Regions from separate parts of the Homo sapiens genome. Here region 1 is linked to region 2. A link is a contact called in ENCODE Hi-C or POLR2A ChIA-PET data. All regions are on one chromosome and are shown on one strand. The core of a region is the stretch at or near the end of the contact, and the rest is flanking DNA. Distances in the headings are between cores, read along the strand shown. Region 1 overlaps GALNT2 (polypeptide N-acetylgalactosaminyltransferase 2). Region 2 overlaps GALNT2 (polypeptide N-acetylgalactosaminyltransferase 2).

Evidence for each region. A loop is a pair of places that touch in the nucleus more often than their neighbours do. ChIA-PET counts read pairs that join two places held with the same protein, here RNA polymerase II (POLR2A). Pooled maps may share reads with other maps.
Region 1: a pooled map shows a loop between it and region 2 (2.8-fold over the local background). The contact joins two enhancer-like sites. A Hi-C loop is called at or near these places in 4 of 168 maps with a recorded cell type or tissue (MCF 10A, PC-3, PC-9 and 1 more), 2 of 37 single-sample maps with no recorded cell type and 14 of 50 pooled maps. POLR2A ChIA-PET finds 5 or more read pairs at or near these places in 4 of 52 experiments (GM12878, HepG2, MCF 10A and 1 more).

What each region holds. Positions count from the first base shown.
Region 1 is chr1:230,248,214-230,254,882 of GRCh38, forward strand. GALNT2 (polypeptide N-acetylgalactosaminyltransferase 2) reads left to right here. Exons shown (of 16, transcript NM_004481.5): 9 at 971-1,058; 10 at 2,244-2,347. Among named protein-coding and RNA genes, the nearest start is that of PGBD5, 170 kb to the right of the region's middle. RefSeq lists enhancers at 3,130-3,791, 3,792-4,452, 6,561-6,669. Within about 2 kb of position 2,003, at least 3 of the 41 ENCODE cell types and tissues checked have a DNase peak (open chromatin) inside an H3K27ac peak, as active enhancers do.
Region 2 is chr1:230,100,054-230,106,377 of GRCh38, forward strand. All of the region lies in intron 1 of GALNT2 (polypeptide N-acetylgalactosaminyltransferase 2), which reads left to right. Among named protein-coding and RNA genes, the nearest start is that of GALNT2, 36 kb to the left of the region's middle. RefSeq lists enhancers at 4,374-5,573, 4,945-5,666, 5,633-5,702. Within about 2 kb of position 4,823, at least 29 of the 41 ENCODE cell types and tissues checked have a DNase peak (open chromatin) inside an H3K27ac peak, as active enhancers do.

The sequences.
Region 1 (6,669 bases), core at 753-3,252, 150 kb after region 2:
ACAGACTATGAATTCAAAGCATGCAGACAAATCCAAACTTAGGCATTGCAAAAGCCCTGTTGACAAAAAGCCTGATGGCAGAGAGCTTAAGAGGATTGAAAGATGCATGCCCTAGAGTCATTAGGTTTTGCTGTCAGACCCTTGGAATTGGAAATGCAGCACCATGAGCCATGTGTTTGCCAAGAAGTGGCCTCCTGATGCACCAGGACAGCTTCCGCAGGTGGAGCCTGCTGGCCTCCAAGAGGCACTATGTGTGTGACCCTGGGAGCAAGAGCGAGACCTGAGGCCCTGCAGATGCCCACAACCAAGTCCGGGTACAGGGTCTAGGCTCTTCTATCCTCAGGGGTCTGTGGATTCCAAAAATGAAATGCAACAGGTGCCAAATATATCTGAAATTGAAGCTTATTTGCCCAGCTTGGCAACTTCCGCTGGCTCATTTTCCCTTAAAGTTTTCATATTCCCAGCATGTTCCCACTCCATTCTTGCTGCAAATACAGTCTGAAGTTTGCTGGCCCAGGGAACTGACAAAGCCTCGTTCCCTCCCCAGCATTGCCTTCCCCTGGGGCAGTGTTGGAGGTACCACGGCTTGATTTTCATGTTGGATGCTCTTTTTCCTCACATCCTTACAGCCCTTGGACATGCCCTGGTTATCACCACACAGACCCCAGTTCTCTCCCCATATTTCATTTTTTCCTATGCATTTCAATATTAGAAAAGCCTGACTCACATTTTCTTTAGGGAGGGGCAGGGAGAAGATTTCAACATTCACCCTCACTGCCGGTCTCTCTCTTCAGCTACACCCACGCCCCCAGTCCCCTTCTCTCTCCTCCACACCTTCTTTTTTGGCTTTGTTTTGGTTTTCATTGAGTTCTGTCCAAACATCGAATATTTTTAAGCTGTGAGGAATGGGGGTGTCGGGAGGAAGTGGCCAGTCTCTTGTCAACACCCTGTTTCTTTTCCTGGCTGGCAGGTTTTGATTGGAACTTGGTATTCAAGTGGGATTACATGACGCCTGAGCAGAGAAGGTCCCGGCAGGGGAACCCAGTCGCCCCTATAAAGTAAGTGCCAGCATCCTTCAGGGTGCCCCTCCCAGATGAGACCCCAGGTTCCAGCTTCTTTGCTGGGCCCGCACCGCCTGGAGACCCAGTGGGGGCTGTTCACCTTCTGCCCTCCGGTTTCCCCTCGTCTCAGCTCAAAGATGAGCACCTTCCACCAGGTCATAGAATAAAATCCTTGGAGATTTCTTTTCCACAGTTGAAGTCTCACATAGGTTTATAAGGCCTATCTGCTAGGTCTGTGCATTCCTGTATGTTGATAATGTAGAGCGTTTCTGTAGCAGAGCAGGATCTCCGAGCTGACCCCAGGCCCAGGAAAAGGGGCTTGGTGGGCAGCAGGAGGCTTACTGCTGCTACTGCCCAGCAGGCCTTTGCTCTCCTGCAGAGGAAGGAGCCCATGCTCATGAAGCCCATGCTTTTAAGATTCCCAGGCCGGGCGGTGGGCTTTCTGGTTGAGAGTCAGGATGCCTTCTCTAGCTGGGGAGAGAAGGGGGCCACCTCTTCCAAGTTGGCACACGGTTAAGTGAGATAGCATTCACAGAGTACTTAGCGCTGAAATATATTTGCTGACATTTAGCCAACATCTGCAGTGTGCCATAGACCTTCCCAGCACTTTACACTGAATTCGCACAGCATCGCTTCTGGGAACAAAGTAGGGAGCTCAGTGTACATCTGTTGTCAACCCCTTCCTGGGATGATGAAGTGAGGAGCATGGTGGGTTCCCTTGTAGGAGGTGGAGTCTCATCTATGATAGTGATAATGAGAGCTGGTGCTGTGGAGCATTTCCTAAGCGTGCTCAGGGCTTTATGCCCATGATTTTTTGCAATCCTCGTAGCTACCCTATAAGGAAACTGACACACAGAAAGGCCGAGTTCTTTGCCTATGGCAGCATGTCAGTGAGTAGTGATCCAGCCCCAGCAGTCGCTCCCACATAGGGGAGGCTCAGTCCAGCCCCTGGCACTGTGGGAACATCCAGGCAGGGACAGTGGGGGAGGCATTTGAAGGCAGCAGTGGTGAAGCAGAGAGAGTGGCATGCTGGGCACTGAGCAGAAAACAGTGGCAGTGTGGCTGTTCTGAAGATCAGCTTATTGTTAGGGAATCAAGGCTTGGCCTTGGCGCAAGGGTGCTGGCAATCTAACCTTGACTTTGCCCTCTCCTCCCTCCCCCCTCTTCTTTCTGCCTCTTTAGAACCCCCATGATTGCTGGTGGGCTGTTTGTGATGGATAAGTTCTATTTTGAAGAACTGGGGAAGTACGACATGATGATGGATGTGTGGGGAGGAGAGAACCTAGGTATGTACAAGCCTCAAATCTCAGGACAGAGAAGTGCCTCAGCTCTGCAAAAGGCAGGGTGCCAATTGGAAAAAAAATTTAAAAGGCTTCAGAGTGACCATTCACTGGGCTTAATCGATCCTTGCAAACACATATGTAACACCCCTTTTGCTCTTGAAAGTCTCATGAGTTGGGCATTAAAATGTGCCTCCCTAGGTTAGAGTGGAGGATGCCAGAATACGGATAAAGTCTTTGAAGGGAAATGCAAACTCTTTCAAGGCGTCTGAACCCAAGTGTTTGGAATGTTGCAGGCTTGCAAAAACAGAGGGAAACAGTCCAGGAGCTCAGATTCATGCTGAGTGGTGGAGAGTGGAAAATGAACCCCGGCGAGGCTGGTGGGATTGATTGAATTGAAATCATGAAAATCCGATGGGGCAGGGAGGCCTTGGCACTTAATCCCTTCTCGACTACCTTTGCGAATGGTTCTCATTTGTTTTTCTGTTTGTTTGTTTTTTTGTTTTTAAATACCCCATGCAAATTATTTTTACCCAGGTTTAGGCACAGCAAAATTTTGCACATTGTGGTCTATATTGGTAGCCTTATATTTACTGCATAAAAGATGAAAAGATGTGTTTTGTTTGTTTAGGGTTTGGAGTGGGGGAGATCTTTTTTGCTTGTTTCAATTAAAGCCTTTTGTTTCAAATGCTTGACATTCTGAGCGAATTCTCCTGGGCTGCTGAGTGTTGTTAACTTACATTCGTCCTTGGGTGAGTGTACCCTGGAGGACAGGGGAGAAGGAAAGGGGAAAATGAGGCCACTCATTTTTAATAGTTTTGAGACTTTGAAAGTTTTTGTTACTTTAAAAGAAAAGACTAGCCTAGCCTATTATTTTTCCATTGTTTTATGATGTTGAAGTCAGTGATACCATCTCATCTTTGAGGATTTCTCTGCCTTGGTTTGATGTTGAAAGCTTCTTTAGGCTCGATTACTATACTGCACGGGTGGAGAGACCGTGAGTCAAACTCCTTTTGGGTTGTTTTAAAAAAATGATACATTAACCTCTAGGGAAAGCTTGGATTGAAGTCACTTGAGTACAAAAGGCTTCAGAATTGTTAACCCTCTAAAGAGAGTTCTGTCACCCTGTTCCATGGGTATCCCCTAATGGTTTAGTGGAAATCCAGCAGGCCAGGGTCGCCCAGTAGGGCAGCGTATCGTGTAGGTGGCCATTTCTCAAAAACAGTGTGGTTTTCAGAAGTTTGCATACTATTAGCTGAAATGAGACATCAGCCAGCATTTTGTGTCATCGTGTAGGAAGAGTGTTGATTTACATATCTAAGGAGGCATTCACCCAGAGACTGGGGGGTAGATTTGTTGTAAGGAGCTGCTTTATTGTGGTTTGGTGTTTGTATTTATTATGTAGCTGTGCTAGAAGGTTCTAGGGTCTGAGCGGTTCAGGTTGGGGTGAAGATGAACCCTGCAAGCAGGAGCACATCTCTGCCCAGGAAGGCTGGGGCATCTGTCCCTCCGTGAGGGGCTCTCCTGGGTTATGCCAAGGACTTGGACTCCCAGTGAGGTTTGGAGGGCTCAAGAGCTTCACGTGAGAAGGCCATGCCGTGAGCCTTTCTCCTTAGCACTGCTCTAGCTTCTGCTTCTGGGGGCCGTGCACACTACTAGCCATTGCCAACCTGAGGGGCCTCTGTGGGTGTGCATTGGGAGAGGTGTATGGTGCAGAGAGGCCCGAGTAAGATCCAAAACCACCTCCTCAACGTGTGCCCCGCTGGAATGACCAGAGCTTCCCATTTTCCTAATCATGTAAGTCCTTATGTCATTTAAGCAATTAAAATGGAGGACCAAGAACCTAACCCTTAACTCTAACAATGGGGGTAAGGCTCCTTGGGGGCATCATCTGTGTTTCTCTACATCCCTGTCATGCAAGGATGATGCTAAGTACTTCCAGGGAATCATCTGTTTGTGCTTTCTTAACGGAGTGTGGTCTGCAGAGGTCATGACACCTTGCCCAGGGTCTCAGAACCAAGATGTAAACACTAACTGCCTAATTAAAAAGCCATTGAGTTTTACTGAGTAATTATCCTCAAAGTTATAGGGTTCAAATGAAATCAACGCTGAAGATACTGTAGTTATACTTAGCCTTGAAAATCTCCCACAAAAGCCCTGGAAGGATCCCTTGTTGGCTTAACAGATTCCCCATAGAGAAGCCAAGGGGATTTCCTAGCCCCTAATTCTAAATCTTGTGGTGAGGCAAATGGATATTTAAATTTTATTTTCTGAAATAGAGACAACTTCTTTTTTTTTTTTTTTTTTTTTTGAGATGGAGTCTCGCTCTGTCACCAGGCTGGAGTCCAGTGGCACATTCTTGGCTCACCGCAACGTTCGCCTCCCGGGTTCAAGTGATTCTCCTGCCTCAGCCTCCCAAGTAACTGGGATTACAGGCATGTGCCACCGTGCCCGGCTAATTTTTTGTATTTTTAGTAGAGACAGGGTTTCTCCATGTTGGTCAGGCTGGTCTCAAACTCCCAACCTCAGGTGATCCGCCTGCCTCGGCCTCCCAAAGTGTTGGGATTACAGGCATGAGCCACTGCGCCCAGCCGACAACTTCTTAGGTTGTGTTGGGAACTGTAAAAAGTAAAGTCGGAAACTTTCACTGCTTATGCTTATGTGATTGTAACCATACATTTTCTATTAGTACAAGAGAGTTGCTTATTAAAGCCCCGTAACAGCTGCATGGATCACCCATTCCTAGTGAGTGAGGCATTAGTTTGCTGGACCCAAGTAGAAACTCATGGTGTTCTGACCCCTGTGTTGTATTTCCTGCCATGTGCCTGGCATTCTGGGCACCTGTTGCCATAACTAGGTTGACTGCCTGCAGGATTTGCCATCAACTCACTGTATGGTCTGTGATGGACCCACCCTATTTCTGATCAATCTGCATTGGTGACAGTGACTGCACACTCTGTAGATACTATATGTGTATATTTTTACTTCTTTTAATTTGTTAATTGACAGATAATAATTGTGCATATTCATGGGATACATAGTGATGTTTTTAATACATATAATGTATGGTGATCAGATCAAGGAAATTAGCATATCCATCATCTCAAACATGTAGCATGTTTTTGTGTTGGGAACATTCAGTATCCTCCTCCTGGTTATTTGAAACTCTGTATATATTATGGGTCCCTAGAGTCACCCTACCGGGCTGTAGAACACAAGCAAGATCCCTCTTCTCTAGCTATAATTTTGTATCCTTGAAAAAATCCCTACTCCTTCCTTCCCAGCCTTTACTATCCTCCGTTATACTTTTTACTTCTATGAGATCAGTGTTTTTTAGCTTCCATGTATGGGTGAAAACATGGTATTCAACTTTCTGTTCTTACTTCACTTAATTTCCTGGGAATACTATCCAGCCAGAAAAAAAAAATGAAGTCCTGTCATTCACAGTAACTGTTGATTTTTGTCCTGCCTCCCTAACATGTTCTTAGGGATCTTAGATAATACAGAGGAAAATTCCCTTTTGTATTATACAAACCTGGTAAAGAAAAACTGTTTTTTGCCTTTCAGAAAATTCTTAGTTTTTTTGTTGAATCTGTTTCTTGCATTCAGTCGGACCCCTGACTCAGACTCCAGTCACTCACCTAGTCAGTGGTGATAAGGGCAGGTACCTGGTTGGAAGGTACCTGTGTGTCACAAAAGGCACACCAGTCAGTCTAAGCTTCGACTGAGTTCCAATGCTCAGGGCAGTCTGTGTGTTTAAGTAGGTGTGGGTAGTGCCTAGACCTACACATCTCATTCCTCCTGCCGGTCAGTTCTGTGTTGAAGCAAGTCAACAGCAGCCTTCCCCAGGGAGCATTCCTACCTGGGCCAGCTGGTTACTGACTGGTCCAAGCCTGTGAGCAGCGTGCAGATATCAATCAGTTACTTGACTGTCCTTGGTCACTACCATAGTCCATAAGGCAGTCCCTAAGTCCATAGTCCGTAAGTCCAAACTCTGCCTGGAGACTTGAGCCTGCTAATACACAGGGACTTGTATTTAATAAACTTTTCCATTTGAGGGAAGGGATTATTTTTCCCTGGATGAGAAAAGCCAAGATGCATCCTGGGGTTCAGTCTGTTAAAAATAAGTTTTAGAGAAAGATGGCATATATGGTTGTCTAGAATATGTAACAATAAAGCTTAATTGTACATATTTATATACCTTCAGTGTTGCCTTTTCCCACGGTGTTGATACGAAGCAAGTGCAAATGATCGTGAGCCAGCTAGTGAAGAATTCAGCACAAGTGTTTTGTCACTCAGTAGTTACGATGATACTGGGGTATACATGA
Region 2 (6,324 bases), core at 3,573-6,072:
CAGTCTGTGGTGCAGACTAGGAGTTCCATAGATCGTTGAATGAATGGTTTAAAAAATGAAGGGATCAAGTCCTGGAAGTGGTTTTAATTTGCTGTGACTCCAGGTAGCTTGCTTAAACACTCTATGTTTTCTAAATTTTAAAATAGAGCTAATATTTCTCAAATGGCTCCATAGGACATTGGTGACACTCAGTTCTGCACCAGCTCTTTGCCTGGTAATGTGCAGGATGGGGGATGCCCAGGGTATCTTTTTATTCCTTTTTTTTTTTTTTTTTTTTTTTTTTGAGATGGAGTCTCGCTCTGTTGCCCAGGCTCCCAGGCTGGAGTGCAATGGCGCGACCTCGGCTCACTGCAAACTCCGCCTCCGGGTTCAAGTGATTCTCCTGCCTCAGCTTCCCGAGTAGCTGGGATTACAGGCACCTGCCACCACACCCGGCTAATTTTTGTATTTTTAGTAGAGACAGGGTTTCACCATGCTAGTCAGGCTGGTCTCGAACTCGCCACCTCAGGCGATCTGCCCGCCTCGGCCTCCCAAAGTGCTGGGATTACAGGCGTGAGCCACAGCACCCGGCGTTTTTATTCTTAAAATAATCCTGTGAGGCGTATGTAGTGTTCACCTGATTTTGTAAATGTGTAGGCACAGGGAACCGAATAACTTGCTCAAGATCACAAAGGCTTTAAGTTTGAGAAGTGCAGTGAAAATGCGGGGCTGCTTCACTCCAAAGTCGATGTGTGTATATGTACATATAAGTGTATATGCATGTGTACATGTACATATAAACAAAAGTACACATTTAGGAAGTGTATGGGAAATATACATGTACACATGCGTATACAGTCATAAGGACGTTTCAGTTAACAGTAGACTGCATATATCACAGTGGTCCCGTAAGATTATAATCTTGTATTTTTACTGTATCTTTTCTATTTTAGATAACAAATACCATTGTGTTACCTACAGTATTCAGGACAGTCACATGCTATACAGGTTTGTAGCCTAGAAGCAGTAGGCTGTACCATCTAGCCTAGGTGTGGAGAAGGCTGTACCATTTAGTTTTGTGTAAGTACACTCTGATCACACGAGCAAGAAATAGCATAATGATGCATTTCTTAGACCAGATCTCCATTGTTAAGTGATGCATGACTGGATATACACATACACATATGTGTATGCCTGTATAGATGCGTGTATTCTACATACTCCTAAATGTGTCATATGGCAAGGGTGCCTCATTGTAATTCTGGCTTTTTCCATAAATGTTAAACAAGCATCTTCTCCCACCGCCAGTCCTTTTCTTCCTTCAAGGGGACAGGGCCTCTGGAGCTTATGCCCAGCTCCTGTCGGATGCCCCCGTGTTCTGGTCACTCGTGTGCCCGTCTCTTCACACTCAGTTTTCCCACCCCTGAGCACCTCAGGTGCCAAGGTGTGTTTGTTGAACTGAAATTCTTAAGCCTGCTGAGTACATTCTCAGTTTGTCAAGACAGATAAACAAATACCTTTTTTAGATGATTTAAAAGATTCTTGACACAGTCCCAGTGGTGTTTTAACAACTTTTCAGGTCCTGATCAGCCAAACTCTGGGCCAAAAGTAAATGTTTAATAAACAACATAAGAGTGATGGAGGAAAAATGTATCTTAAGTGGAACTGTGTGTTCTGTAAATCTATGACAGATTACTGTTCCTGCTTTTGTTGTGTATAATTATTCTTGTTCCTCCTGAGAATTGCCCTCTCTTTCATCATGAAACGTATAAGATGGCCTCCTCCTCTGGTAATTTGGAGCAATTGGCCTGGGAGAGGATTGATGTGTAGTAAGGACAGTCCGTAGGAGAGATTTAGTGGGGGCAGTTTCCTTATCTTCTATTCTGTCCCTTTGCCAGACAGAAGCACAAAAAGTAGTTGGACTGAAAATGCTGCTTCCTAAAATTAGCTCTCCTCTTTGTTTTCCGAATGGTTTTACTGGTTGATGCGGGCACAATTTGCCCTTCTTGGGGAGCCTTCTGCATTGTGTAAAGTGCAAAGACACATCTATCAGAGAAGCTAATTTTAGGTGCTAGTAAGTTTTAAGGGCATGCAAAGCTCAAAACTTTGCCTGTTCTCTTGGAAGAAGATTTTTCCCTCCTGAAAAACAAGCTTCCTTTCAAAGTCAGAAAAGGGGAGCTTAGACGAAGCCCCAGGAGGGCAGGTATGTCTTGTTCACTGCAGTCTCCAGTGCCTTGCGAGGGCCCGGCATGCTGAGCGCTCAGTAACCCTTGGCCTAATGTACAGTTTTTCATTCTGTGAATCAGGAATAGAGCAACATAAGGGGAGCTTCTGCTTGAGACAGCAATGGCAGCATCAAAATAAACGTGGCAATTTTGGTCTTCAAGAGTGAAGTTGTGTCTCTGAAATTGTAAGCCCAAATGGATCATTTCCTTTTTTAGGTTTTAGAATTCCAGGTTTATTTTCTGGAAGAGCTTGCAGCAGATGGGCTTCTGTAGGGGAACGTTTATACCTTGGGGGTTCCGTTTCGAGAGTCCTTGATTTATTATTGTTTACAAATGGTGGTTGGAAATTGTTCATTGATTTGACATAAAGCTGCCCAGGCTTATTGTAAAAACACCTCTGCATCCAATTAGAATGACAGACACTTAGTGTGATGACTCAGGACAGTTGATGGCCTTAAAAAAAAAGCGAACAGATTAAATCACTCTCTGTTTTTTCATAGCCATTGATGGAAACAGATTCTGTGGGGTAAATAACAGAGTCTTGGGTGGTGGAAAGGTTGAAGATGTCCAGTAGTTGTGGCAGGGCAAGGATGGAGGACTTTTTCTTTGCAGGGGCAGTGGAGAGGCGGGGCCATGGGTGAAGACTGGAGAATACTCAGAAGGTAGCATGGACGAGAGTGTTGTTTGATGACTCTGCATGTGACCAGTAGTGACATTTTACTCACTGAGGCTCATATTGAGGTTAAGCCCGAGGTCCATTGGCCTTGCTGAGATCGTGTTTAGAACACAGCACTGTGCAGTAAGAGACTCCTATAACTCTATCAAATTTGCATTTGGAGGAATTGTAAAGAGCCTCTGTTACCTCCTAGGTGAGGCAGTCCAGGAAAACAGTTGCTAGAAGGAGCTATCTGCAGAAATAGACAGTTGTGGTCCTTTCATGTTTTAATAATTGTTCCCTGGATTTCAAGGAGTCAGTCCAAAATCCCCGTAATAGATTTTAGTAACGTTCATGGAATCTCAGTTTGCACATCATGAGACCTTTAGTGTGGTGTTTACTGTCTTCACCTTAATATACTTTGTATCCATGAGCAACCTTGCTACAGTCATGCAAAGATGATTATTTTTTATTCAGCAATAATTAGCCACAGTGTTGAGCACCCAGATGCCTTCCTGCAGCAGCCCCCCTTTTCTCCCCAGCCAACATCTGCAACTGTGAACAGATTTCCATCTTCAGCCTTGGTGGTTGGAAAGAAATGTAAGTCACCTTTTTTTCTGGTTGGTTCTGGGGCAGATGCCACCAGGCTGCAGAGGCAGTCTGTGTCTGTGGGGCTCACCAGGGCATGAGTTCTGCTCCCAGGAAAGAGATTCTTGCAGGATTTTGTCTGTGGTTCTAAGGAGACAAGTAGGTGGCACACAAAAACAGAAAATGAAAGAACCCATCCCTCCAAAACCACACACACAAAGCCAAAAGGAAAAAAAAAAAGCACATAATTATCATGTAGGCACTGTTGCAGCTAACCCTGATTTTGGCCTCAATTCTGAAACAAGTTAGCTGGTTTAGACAAACCCCTTATTAGGTAATGGATTGTTATTCATTCCTCCCCTTCTCCTAGTCATTTACTCCGTGAGAGCTGCTCCTACCTGACCTTCCACTGATTTTGGTAGCAGCATCTCCCAGAGCGACTGTTTCCTTCTTCAGCAGTGTTCCTTACTCAGGGTGTAAGATCTTAACCCCACAGAGCCCCGTATCAGGTTTAATTAACTAATTGATTCAGCTTGTGCTTACTGAGTGCGAGGCAGTCATGTGCTTCTGTTTGGTAAATGGCTTCATTTTCCCTCTAACTCCTGAGCGTCCTGAAGCTTCTCTTATGGTTCTCTCCAAAGGAGTCAGCAGGCTGGCTCTGCAAGGGTCAGTAGGTTCTGGGGTGGTGGGGGGCCGAGGGAGGCAGGGAGGTTGGCTCTGTCTTTATTTGGCATAGAGCTCCCCGAACAGGGTCTCTCCTCCTTTCTCCAAAGGTTAATGGAACCACTATCTTAAAAAGCTGAAATCTTATCTTCTGGGGTATTTGGGTAGAGAAGGCTAGGGAATCCCTTTTCCATGGTGGTGCAGTAGGTTCTCAGAACCAGCTGGTGGGCCTCAAAGAGAGGCGGCTGTATTTTAGCCTGATAATCTTGATTCCTGGTTTCCTGGCTCTGTAGCATCAGAAATGGGAAGCTTTAAAAGCCGTGCCTTGTTGGATGCACCGAGTCATAAAATAAATGTGATGTGCTGGGTGGGGGAAATGCGGGAGGAGGGAAACAGGTGGTTGGAGCTGCTTCGTGATGGCCGCCCACCCTGGCTCTCCTTTCTTAATAGGCTTCAGAAATCCTGGAATGCGTAATTCACCAGCTCACAGAGTTCCACCCATGTCCCCAGTGGCTTCAAAATGTAAATGACATTTGCAGTGCTGGGAGGTAGGAGGGCGATCCCGTTCCTTCCCTGGATCTCAGTCGCAGAGGTGCTGGCTCATGTGCCTGAGTGCAGCGGCTGGCCCGTCATTACTGGTCTTTGCAGGAAGCCACTCTGAAGGCACCTGGGCCCTTGCCAGGCTGAGTCACAGCTGACTTAGGGAAATGCCACACAGGACGCTTGCAGTCCCCCCGTTCTAAGCGTAGGTTTTGCAACTGCATACTCGGAAAATGAATCAGAGTGGGGGAAAGTGTCAGAGAAACAGCAGAAATGGAATGTAGGCAGGAGGGCCACAGTGGCGCTGTGGATTCAGACCACACCTTCGGCTCTGTTTGGGGCCCTTCCTGTAAGGAGCGTACTGATGCCAGAGGCTGGGGGTGTGGAAGGGAAGCTGCTGTGCTGTTAGATCCATTCTGCTATTTAGCCAGCCTTCCTTTTCCCAGCTGGCACAGACAGGATGTGTTAGAGAGGTGCTCAGACCTCCTTTCAGAGCAACTGAATCATTCTCCAGGAGGGACAGGGAGTCTGAAATGCAAACAGGTTCCCAGGGTTATTGAAGAGCAGCCAAACTGAACACCCACTGCTCTGTGGACTCAAGCTGGTTTTAGACATTGTTTGGTCAGGACCAGAGCCGAGCTCTGGGGCCCACTGGGGGCTCTTGTCGCACCATATCATTGATTCTACAATGCACATTTCCCCCGCCTCTCATGTTTTAACATGTCTGAAATCAGGATGCATCTTCCATGGATGGTGTTTCAGGGTTTCATTGATCGTGTTTTTCTTCCTGAGTGGCACACAAAATTAATGGTGCTCCCTAGAGTTGATGGTCCCTGCGGTTCAGTGAACCGTGTTGCTCTTGTGTAAGCTCCTGTGGGAACATAGAGTCTCTGTGTCCCACCTTCTTCCTCGCAGTGGTCAGCACGGATGAGGTGGGAGTTGCATAAATGTCAGCATTCGAAAGTGAGGGCGTCTGTCGGTGCTGTCTCACTGTGGGGCTTCAGAGAACGTGAGCACCTGTGTTTGCATTCTCCATCAAGGTTCATGTCCTGTTGGCTCATAAGCATGATTATATCCATTATACAAACTGGGGCACAGGCACCCAGAGAGAAGTCAAAAGACTTGTTCAAGATGGACAACTAGGAAGTGGTGGGGACAGACCAGTCCTGTCTGATGCCAGATCCAGCGCTGTATCTGCCAGTCAGCATGCACACTTTCATCTCTCCAGCCTCTTCCCACTCACCTTTACTCAACATTTCTGGGCCTCCATAGTGATTGTAGTAATTCGGTAAAGATGATTCATTTCTTTAGTCCGGTCTTCGGACTTGACTTCTTAGAAGCAGGTCTTGTGCAATAGTTGCATATTAACCACTTGGTGACACAGTGCATGAGGGTATGCCAACTCTTTTTGCTCATGGCCGTGCAGTGCAGAATTTCCAGGCATTGTCCGCTCTGTTTCCTGGACTTCGGAGTGATAGCAAAGTTTTGTATTCCCTGATCAGCTGTGTATCTCTGAGCAGCAAGTTGATCTCTCTGTATAAGGGTGACTGTGCCCATGGAGGATGGCATGCAATTGCCTAAAGATTTCAGTCTGAGAATCTGAGAAACGATACTGAATGGAGATGACAGGCTTAGTGCCTGCTTCCAGGAGCCATGCCTCCTCCTGGCCTGGAA